2 separate regions of the Homo sapiens genome follow, and region 2 is linked to region 1. A link is an interaction called in ENCODE POLR2A ChIA-PET data of the cell type or tissue named here. Cell type or tissue: PC-3. All regions are shown on one strand.

The links. Peaks named below come from ENCODE experiments on the same cell type or tissue, not always from the same donor. Only the 100,000 strongest peaks of a DNase experiment are listed, where the experiment ranks them.
Region 2: POLR2A ChIA-PET joins it to region 1 with 12 read pairs; 2 of 35 experiments call an interaction of 5 or more read pairs at or near these places.

The regions. Positions count from the first base shown.
Region 1 is chr1:10,100,563-10,105,562 of GRCh38, forward strand. It overlaps UBE4B (ubiquitination factor E4B), which reads left to right. Exons shown (of 28, transcript NM_001105562.3): 4 at 546-633; 5 at 2,386-2,530; 6 at 4,954-5,000. Among named protein-coding and RNA genes, the nearest start is that of UBE4B, 70 kb to the left of the region's middle. In PC-3, a CTCF peak has its summit at 1,562; no DNase peak of the experiment used is centred here.
Region 2 is chr1:9,614,429-9,619,428 of GRCh38, forward strand. It overlaps TMEM201 (transmembrane protein 201), which reads left to right. Exons shown (of 11, transcript NM_001130924.3): 11 at 1-449. LOC124903837 reads left to right here and starts at 236. Exons shown (of 2, transcript XM_047436734.1): 1 at 236-1,044. The coding sequence starts at 236. RefSeq lists enhancers at 997-1,541, 1,551-1,610. In PC-3, a CTCF peak has its summit at 1,349; no DNase peak of the experiment used is centred here.

The DNA.
Region 1 (5,000 bases):
TATTTATTTGAGACGGAGTTTCGCTCTTGTTGCCCAGGCTGGAGTGCAATGGTGCGATCTCGGCTTACCGCAACCTCTGTGTCCTGAGTTCAAGTGATTCTGCTGCATCAGCCTGCCGAGTAGCTGGGATTACAGGCATGTGCCACCACGCCTGACTAATTTTATATTTTTAGTAGAGATGGGGTTTCTCCATGTTGGTCAGGCTGATCTCGAACTCCTGACCTCAGGTGATCCACCTGCCTTGGCCTCCCAAAGTGCTGGGATTACAGGCGTGAGCCACTGCACTCGGCCAATGATATACTTTTAAAAAGTAAGCCCAAGAAAATGACAACTTAGGAAAAATATTTCCAACATGTATAAGAGACAAATTGTTTAGATCCTAATTTATGAAGAACTCTTAAAAATTAATAAGAAAAAAGATGGACCATTATCATTTTCCTTTCCTGATTAACTGATATTTTAAAACATTTTCTCACCCAGCAGCTACAGTGACATTGTGCGGATTTATAAAAGGTAAAAGGCTTGTTTGTCTTTTGTACTTTAAGCATGTCCCAGGTGGATGTGGATTCAGGAATTGAAAACATGGAGGTTGATGAAAATGATCGAAGAGAAAAGCGGAGCCTCAGTGATAAGGTTGGTAAGCGATGAAGCCCTTGGTACAGGTAATAGAAATAAACACATTTCATGTCTTGTATCTGTAGAGTCTGTTAGATTGGGGCCACCCGAAATCAGGAAGTCCTAGGCAGGTGATTATTTTTATTCTTTTGAGGAAAAATGAATAACCTAGATTACCCTTATTCATGAAAGTGTAACTCAGTCCTTTGATCTGATAATATCCATCTGTTTTTGGTTCAGGGCCATGATTTTATCAGTAAATTTAGGTTGTAATAGGAACTAATTTAGAGCAAATTAGAATTCTTTCTGTTGGTCTTTTGCTTTTTTTTTTTTTTTTTTTTTTTTTTTTGAGACAGAGTCTCGCTCTGTCGCCCAGGCTGGAGTGCAGTGGTGCGATCTCGGCTCACTGCAAGCTCCGCCTCCCAGGTTCACACCATTCTCCTGCCTCAGCTTCCCAAGTAGCTGGGACTACAGGCGCCCGCCACCACGCCCAGCTAATTTTTTGTATTTTTAGTAGAGATGGGTTTTCACCGTGTTAGCCAGGATGGTCTTGATCTATTGACCTTATGATCCACCTGCCTTGGCTTCCCAAAGTGTGGGATTACAGGCGTGAGCCACTGCGCCTGGCCTGGTCTTTTGCTTTTAAGCAAGTAGATCATCACATCTTTAGCAGTATTCTGAGGAAAATGACTGGGAATTGAAGCAAGAATATGTAGAATCTAGTCGCAAGTAGAAGGTTTTGGAAAACATGAAGCCTTTATATTTGAATATCACCTGAGCTTAGTGCTCTGCATTTAGGGTGTGTGTGTGTGTGTGTGTGTGTGTATTAATATAGATAATTACATCACTTTCTGTTTAGTAAATTATTAGGAATCCTTTAGCAACACATGTTAATGATTATTGGAAGTTGCACTGTAAACAAAAATAAAGACAAACAAAGGAAAAAATAAGAAGTTGCACTGTAGCCTCCTAGTGGTGCAGTGCTTTATTTTGTATAGTTCTTTAATGTTTACAAAATTCTTTTTTATATGCTGTTTTATCTGTGGTGGTATGTAATGAGAAATGTTACAATTTTGAAAAATTCCTGGAGGAAAATTGGTCATGCACCTGGAGTGTTAACCTGGTCCTATGGAATTCAGAAAAGTAAATAGATAGGATATGTACATCCTCTGTCACATATTTTTCCTTGGTGACTTTTGATAATGACTTTGCTCTTTTTTTTTTTTTTTTTTTTTTTTTTTTTTTTTTTTTGAGACAGGGCCTCACTCTGTTGCCCAGGCTGGAGTGCAATGGCGTGATCTTGGTTCACCACAACCTCCGCCTCCTGGGTTCAAGCGATTCTCCTGCCTCAGCCTCCCAAGTAGCTCCGAGTAGCCAGGCCCGCAACCGCGCCTGGCTAATTTTTGTATTTTTAGTAGAGACAGGGTTTCACCATGTTGGCCAGGCTGGTCTTGAGCTCCTGACCTCAGGTGATCCACTGGCCTCGGCCTTCCAGAATGCTGGGATTACAGGTGTGAGCCACCACGCCCGGCCATCTTTGCTCTTTTATGCTCCCCATAGATTGTATTGTAAGCTCATGAGACTTAGATGTTGTAACTTTGATGTTATAGGAATAGGCTTACTTTTCCCCTAATCAGTGGGTGAATGGTTTCATGCATTTTTAAAATATCATCACTAATAATGAATTAAATCAGAATAACGTATTCCTATTGAAACACCTAACTCATACCTCTTATTTGAAATTAACCTGCAAATCTTCTTCTTCACCAGGAGCCTTCCTCGGGCCCTGAAGTGTCTGAAGAGCAGGCCTTACAGCTGGTCTGTAAGATCTTCCGTGTCTCTTGGAAGGACCGGGACAGAGATGTCATCTTTCTTTCTTCTCTTTCTGCACAGTTTAAGCAGAACCCAAAAGAAGGTAGGAATCTAGCTCAGCAGTCTTACTGCAGAGTACTCGACAAGAAAATAAGATGTGAGATCTTTGCCCTCTGTTATCCACATTCACTCCATCTTGCTCTTGGGTTGTATTTTTGATGACAGGGATACTTCTTGATGAGGACACAATTGTTTAGCCACTTTCTTCCCTTTCCACTGATCTTATCGATAACTTATTTTTCATTTCCATGATTTCTATAATACTATGTAAATAGGTTAATGGTCTCCATTTTCTCAGGGTTGAAGTTTTTCTCTTTGTAGTAAGAAGGTGCTTAGAGCATTACCTCCTCTTTATTTATTTATTTATTTATTTATTTATTTATTTATTTATTTATTTATTTTGAGATGGAATCTCACCCTATCACCAGGCTGGAGTGCAGTGGCATGATCTCAGCTGACTGCAACTTCTGCCTCCCGAGTTCAAGTGATTCTTCTGCCTCGGCCACTGGAGTAGCTGGGACTACAGGCGTGCACCACCACGCCCAGCTAATTTTTGTAGTTTTTTTTGTTTGTTTTGTTTTTGTTTTTTTTTTTTTTTTTGAGACAGAGTCTTGCTCTGGCACCAGGCTGGAGTGCAGTGGCGCAGTCTTGGCTCACTGCAACTCCCACCTCCTGGGTTCAAGCAATTCTCCAGCCTCAGCCTCCCGAGTTGGGATTACAGGCATGCGCCACCACACCCAGCTAATTCTTGTATTTTTAGTAGAGACAGGGTTTCACCATGTTGGCCAGGACGGTCTCGATCTCCTGATCTCGTGATCCGCCCGCCTTGGCCTCCCAAAGTGCTGGGATTACAGGCATGAGCCACCGTGCCTGGCCTCATTTTTGTAGTTTTAGTAGAGACAGGATTTCACCATGTTGGCCAGGATGGTCTCGATCTCTTGACCTCGTGATCTGCCTGCCTCGGCCTCCCAAAGTGCTGGGATTACAGGCTTGAGCCACCGAGCCTGGCCTTACCTCCTCTTATGAAGTATAGATATAGTGGGTGGTCTCCAGGGATCCTGAGAGAAGTGTTCTGTATGAGCTATACCTGCTTTAAGTGCCTATGAAGCCATGTATAGACGGTGGAATTGGTCTATTTGGTTAAATTGCTTAGCAAGATAGAACATAATGACATTTTGCTGTGTTTCTGATATTCCACTTTAAGAGGCCAAGCTTGTAACAAAATAATAAAACTCTTAGCAAGATATCAGCATCATAGGGCACTATCCTTTTTCTTTACAGTAGTCATTTGGAACGCAGAAGAGGTATGGGAGGTGTGCTGGAGTGGTTTTTTTGGCCTATCACTGGAATGTAACTTCCCTCATGGTAGGGATTTTTGTCTGTTTTACTCATTGATGTATCCCTAGAAGGATATCTTGCACAAAATAGTCCCTCAATAGATAGATTTTAAATGGATGCGTGAATATCAAGGAGATCACCTTTCTCTTTTCTATGCTGCCTATCTTCTGAGGAGGGAAAAAAAAAGTCCTTTGTATTTCTGGAGGATAGATAAGACTATTTCTGATTTTACTTATTAACTCTGCTAATGGAGCAGACCATGTATTTGAAACTCTGCTACTTGTTATTCTTATTATAAATCTTAAGATTCTCTGTCTTACACATGTAAGTGGCAAATCTGTCTTACACATGTAAGTGGCAATTTTAAATAACCAAATCAGATAAAATTTCCATGAGTTAAAACTTTTGTTAAAACAAGTGTCTTACACATGTTAAGTGGCAACTCTGTCTTACACATGTAAGTGGCAATTTTAAATAACCAAATCAGATAAAATTTCCATGAGTTAAAACTTTTGTTTAGTGGTATTTAAAATGTATCTAAAGACCAACAGTAAATCAACTGGGAGCTGCAAAGAATAAGAAGGAAGCTAGAATGTAGCATTTGCTCCTGAAAGCCACATGGTGACTAGATGTTGGACCCTTCATAAAATCTTTTGAACCTTGGACTTAATAGTTTTATTACTATCTATAAAACATATCTAGACTAAGAAATATTAACCCAGTTGCATTTGTAGTATAATAAAGTAACCTCTATAGTTGGGAGTAGCTTCTTTTTACAATTAATATACATCAGCGGTAACTCTCAATGACTGTACCCCAACTTTCTTTTTAATAAACTTTTAATTTTGGAATAGTTTCAGTTAGTGCAGGGAGTTCCTATATATACTTTACCCAGTTTCCCCTGACGTTAATATCTTATATAACCATGGTACATTTGTCAAAACTAAGAAATTACTACTAACTAAACACAAGGCTTTATTTAGGTTTTCCACTAATATCCTTTTACCATTCCAGAATCTAATCCAGGATACTGCATCGAACCATTTGGGGTCAGCTGGCTTATTCAAGGGCTGTGTAACCTGTGTTCGAACTGTGTGTAACCTGTTCTTTGTTCTGCCTTTCCAACAGTATTCTCCGATTTTAAGGACTTGATTGGCCAGATTTTAATGGAAGTG
Region 2 (5,000 bases), 490 kb before region 1:
TCACCCTCCTCTCCCCTGACTCCTGTCCTGAGAGCTGTGGATGCCGCCTCCTGCCCTGCCTACCCCTGAAACGTGGGGAATGGGGGCCCCAGGACAGCATCAGGACTTTTGAGTCCAGCTGCCAGCAATGGTTCCAACTCGGAGGCAGCGCCTCTTGGTCCCCATTTCTGTATAGCAGGCGTGTGTGTGTGTGTCGAGGTTTTTTATTTTTTGCTTAATCAAACTCCATTCCCAAATGCACTCCATCTCTGGCTCTGAGGGCGCTCCCTCCTCTCAGCCGGGCAGCCTGGCCTCTCCTGCCCAGACCTGCGGTCCCAGCATCCCCCAGAGCCAGGGAACAGGCCCAGCGGGAGGGGGTTTTATGTTTTGTTTCAAACAGAAAACACAACCTTATTTTTCTTTACAAAAGCAAAAAAGGAAACCAAAAAAGATACAGCCTTTGAATGATGCCTGCTGGCTGTCTGTATTCGTTTGCTTGGGCAGCTCGGGCCTTCCAGGTAGGGCAGGGTCCCTGCTAAGGGGGCTCTCATCCACTTTCTCTTTCCTCTTCAACGGGGGGTTCTGGAGTGGGGGGCTCGGGTTGGGGTGGCCACAGTGTGACCAGACAGTGTCCCTGGAGGGGCTTAGGGATTTGGACAGGAGACTCGCTGCCTGGCTGAGCCTGGGCCGGAAGGACACCCCAGAGTTTGCTGCGCAGAGAAGGGTGTCCAGGCAGGAAATGCTCAGCTCAGCTCTTCAGAAAAGCCTGAGCCCACCAGCCATCCCTGACCGTCCTTGCCCCTGGCTGCAGGGACCACGGTCAGGTTGTGAAAAAGACCTCGTCTTCCTCAGAGAGGGCTTAGAGCTGCTGCACGGCTCCATGCTGAGGCGGCGGGGATGGGGAATGGCCAGGGTGTCACAGCACAAGCTCTGGGGTCACCTTTCTGGTGACTGGGATCTGCATTTCTGTTGGCTTCAGTTTGACACGGGAGTAACAGGACGGCCATCCGGGGCTGATATGGGGACCCTTAAGCCACAGCACAACGCAGAGGGAGCTCTACCAAGGTGGGCTGTCATTCTGGCCCAGTGCCCAGCGGGCAGGAGGACCACAGCCAGTGAGCAGGGGGACCGGCTCCCAGGGGCCGGCAGGACCAACCTGAACCAGACCCTGAGGGCAGATGAGGGTGCAGGGCTGGGACGGCTTCCCATCAGGAGCTTCCTGCAGCGGGAGCCACAAACGCCTCTGAGCTCACTGACCTCGGGTCCTCAAGATGTTGGGAACATCATGTTTAAACCTGAGGCTCAGGCTTCCAGCAGCCCATTCAGCTCCTACCCCGGCCTGGCGAGGAGAGGCCAAGTGAGGGCAGCAGAGAGCCAAGCGCCCTCAGCTGTGAGGTTCTCCCCAACTTGGGAGCAACAGTAGTAACGCCATCTATGGTTTTCTTATCAAAAGGTAACACATTTATGTAGAAAACCTAGAAATAGAAGTGAGCAAAAAAGAAAATGCCTCATAATCCTGGCATTAAGATATTGGCATCTCTTCTTTGTGGTGGTTTTGTTTGAGACAGGGTCTCGCTGTCCCCCAGGCTGGAGTGCAGTGATGCAATCATAGCTCACTGCAGCCTCAACCTCAGGGGCTCAAACATTCCTCCTGCCTCAGCCCTCCCAGTAGCTGGGAATACAGGTGCACACCACCACACGCAGCTAATTTTTGTTGTATTTTTTGTAGAGAAGAGGTTTCACCATGTTGCCCAGGCTGGTTTCGAACTCCTGAGCTCAAGCAATCCACCCACCTCAGCCTCCCAAAGTCCTGGGATTATAGGTATGAGCCACTGTGCCTGGCCAGAATCTTCAGTAGAATAATTCACCTCTGAAGGATTATCCCAAGGGCCCACTGCAGTAGCTCATGCCTGTAATCCCAGCACTTTGAGAGGCCAAGGCAGGAGGATTTCTTGAGCCCAGGAGTTCAACAGCAGCCTGGGTAATACAGTGTAAACTCGTCTCTGCAAAAACAAGAAAATTAGCTGGGGCCGGGCACAGTGGCTCACACCTGTAATCCCAGCACTTTGGGAGGCCGAGGCGGGTGGATCATGAGGTCAGGAGATCGAGACCATCCTGGCTAACAGGGTGAAACCGCGTCTCTACTAAAAATACAAAAAATTAGCTGGGCGTGGTGGCGGGCGCCTGTAGTCCCAGCTACTCGGGAGGCTGAGGCAGGAGAATGGCGTGAACCTGGGAGGCGGAGCTTGCAGTGAGCCGAGATGGCGCCACTGCACTCCAGCCTGGGCGACAGAGCGAGACTCCGTCTCAAAAAAAAAAAAAAAAAGCTGGGTGTGGTGGCACATGCCTGTCCTCCCAGCTACTCGGGAAGCTGAGGTGGGAGGATTGCTTGAGTCCCTGGGAGGTCATGGCTGCAGTGAGCTGTGATTGCACCACTGCCCAGCCTGAGTGACAAGAGCAAGACCCTCTCTCTAAAAAATAAGATGCTAAAGCTTTTTGTGTGTTGCATTACAGAAAGGTACAGAAAAATTAGTTTCGTACTTGAGCTGAGTTTTGCTGTAGAAACCTGCCCCTGGTTCCCAGGCATCTTCCACCATGCAGTTGAAAGCTCATCAGAAGATCAGGAAGGAATTTGGAGAGGTGAAGAGAGGCAGGCAGGGTGCCCGGCACCACCCCTCTCTAGCAGAGAAGCTCAGTTTTCTTAGGCAGGGTTTCAACTGAGAAGAATTTACAGGTTACAGTAAAGAAATCATCTTGGGCCGGGTGCGGTGGCTCACGCCTGTAATCCCAGCACTTTGGGAGGCCGAGGTGGGTGGATCACCAGAGGTCGGGAATTTGAGACCAGCCTGACCAACATGGAGAAACCCCATCTCTACTAAAAAAAATAATAATAATAATACAAAATTAGCCAGGCGTGCTGGAGCATGCCTGTAGTCCCAGCTACTTGGGAGGCTGAGGCAGGAGAATCTCTTGAACCCGGGAGGCGGAGGTTGCAGTGAGCCAAGATCGCACCATTGCACTCCAGCCTGGGCTACAAGAGCGAAACTCCGCCTCTAAATAAATAAATAAATAAATAAATAAATAAGCCTTATTGGTTTTGGTAGATTTTAGCCAGCTTCTTTACTGCAAACTGTTTTATCAGTAAGGTCTTTATGACCTGTGTCTTGTGCTAACCCACTTTTTTCTGTTTTATATCAGAAAAGTCTACCGATTTTTCTTTTTTTAAGTTCAAAAACTACTATAGCATACCACCCACCATACCAACCTACTAGCCGTGTGACGCTGGACCCCTCTGTGCAACAGGAAAGGGCCTAGGTGACCCCCTGTTTCTTCTGAGGGACGATCAGAGGCAGGAACTCTCCCCCCACCCCCACCATAGGTGTCTTCTGTGGGGTCCAGAGTGGCTCTACCACTGCAAAATGCTTTCTGTGATTTCAACTGAGGATATCTTGCTACAAAGGCAGAGGGAAGTGGGGAAAGCTGTTTTCAGTCCTTAAAGGGCTGAAGTGCAGCCCCCTGAGCTTGGTGCCAACTTGGGGTTCTCCACACACCCTTTCACCAGCCAAGTGTGCGTGTCCAGCCCTGTTCACCGGGTGGGACTGAGCTGGACCACAGTGAAGGAGGGGAGGACTCCGGGATTTCCACAGCAGGTTCTTTCCTTAGTTCATCCATCCTCAGCCACTGTGCAGCCATCAATACGGTGCCCCTAGGGTGGGCCAGACTGTGCTGGGTCCACGAGATACAATGAATGATGAGCAACACTGAGCTGTCCCTGTCCCAAAGAGCTTACCTCGAGTAGGGGGTCAGACTTGGGCAGGCACACAGATACTTATGTAATTATCCACTTAAAAGTGCAGCAGAGGCCCAGGGAAATGCCAGCAGGGGCATCGCATAGGTTGTGAATTTAGTTTTTGAGTTTTTTTGTTTTTTTTTTTTCCTGGAGATAGGGTCTCGCTCTGTCACCCAGGCTGGAGTGCAGTGACACGAACTTGACTCACTGCAGCCTCCATCCCCTGGGTCCAAGGGATTCTCAGGCCTCAGCCTTCCGAGTAGCTGGGACTACAGGCGCACGCACCACGCCCGGCTAAATTAAAAAAACTGGGGGCTGGGCACAGTGGCTCATGCCTGTAATCCTAGCACTTTGGGAGGCTGAGGCGGGCAGATCACCTGAGGTCAGGAGTTCGAGACCAGCCTGGCCAACATGGTGAAACCCTGTCTCTACTAGAAATACAAAAATTAGCCAGGCAAGATGGTGCACACCTGTAATTGCAGCTACTCGGGAGGCTGAGTCAGAATTGCTTGAACCCAGGAGGCAGAGGTCGCAGTCAGCTGAGATCGCACCACTTCACTCCAGCCTGGGCAACAGAGCAAGATTCCATCTCAAAAAAAAAAAAAAAGAAAAATTTTGTATTTTTGTAGTACAGACGGTGTTTCACCATGTAGCCCAGGCTGTCAACTGAGTTTTGAGCATTTGCACTGGACGCTTCAGAGACGCCCACTGGAGTCCTCTGCCCTGTGTTCCCTGCCTGGAGCTTGCACAACCACGCAGCACGCACCTCTCATCCTTCAGTTCTCATCCTAAACGGCCACCCACCGCCTGCGAGAGGCCTTTTCCCACTGTGCTCTCAATATCCGCAAATCACTTCCACTAAATCTGCGCTGTGATTGCCTCATGACCGCTGGACTGCATGCCTCCCCCATTAGAATGTCATTTCCACTAGAACAGGGCCCTTGGGTCGTAGTTGGGGCTCATTAAACATTGAATGAATGGTTGAATGAAATGTCCCTTAGCTACATGTAGGCATCTCCCAGTCTCAGCTCTGAGGGGAGGTGGCAGGAGGCACACACATCTGGAGCTCCTGAAGCCAGGGTGAGAACAGTGAGCTGCAGCTGAGGCTCAGAGCTCCTGGCTTCGGGGCACCCGTTCTGGAGCTGGAGGGAAGGGAAGTGTGTTGGAGGTGAGCCGGTGGCTCAGCTGGGCCAGAGCTGAGAACAGATCACGAGGGAGGCTTGGGAAGGGC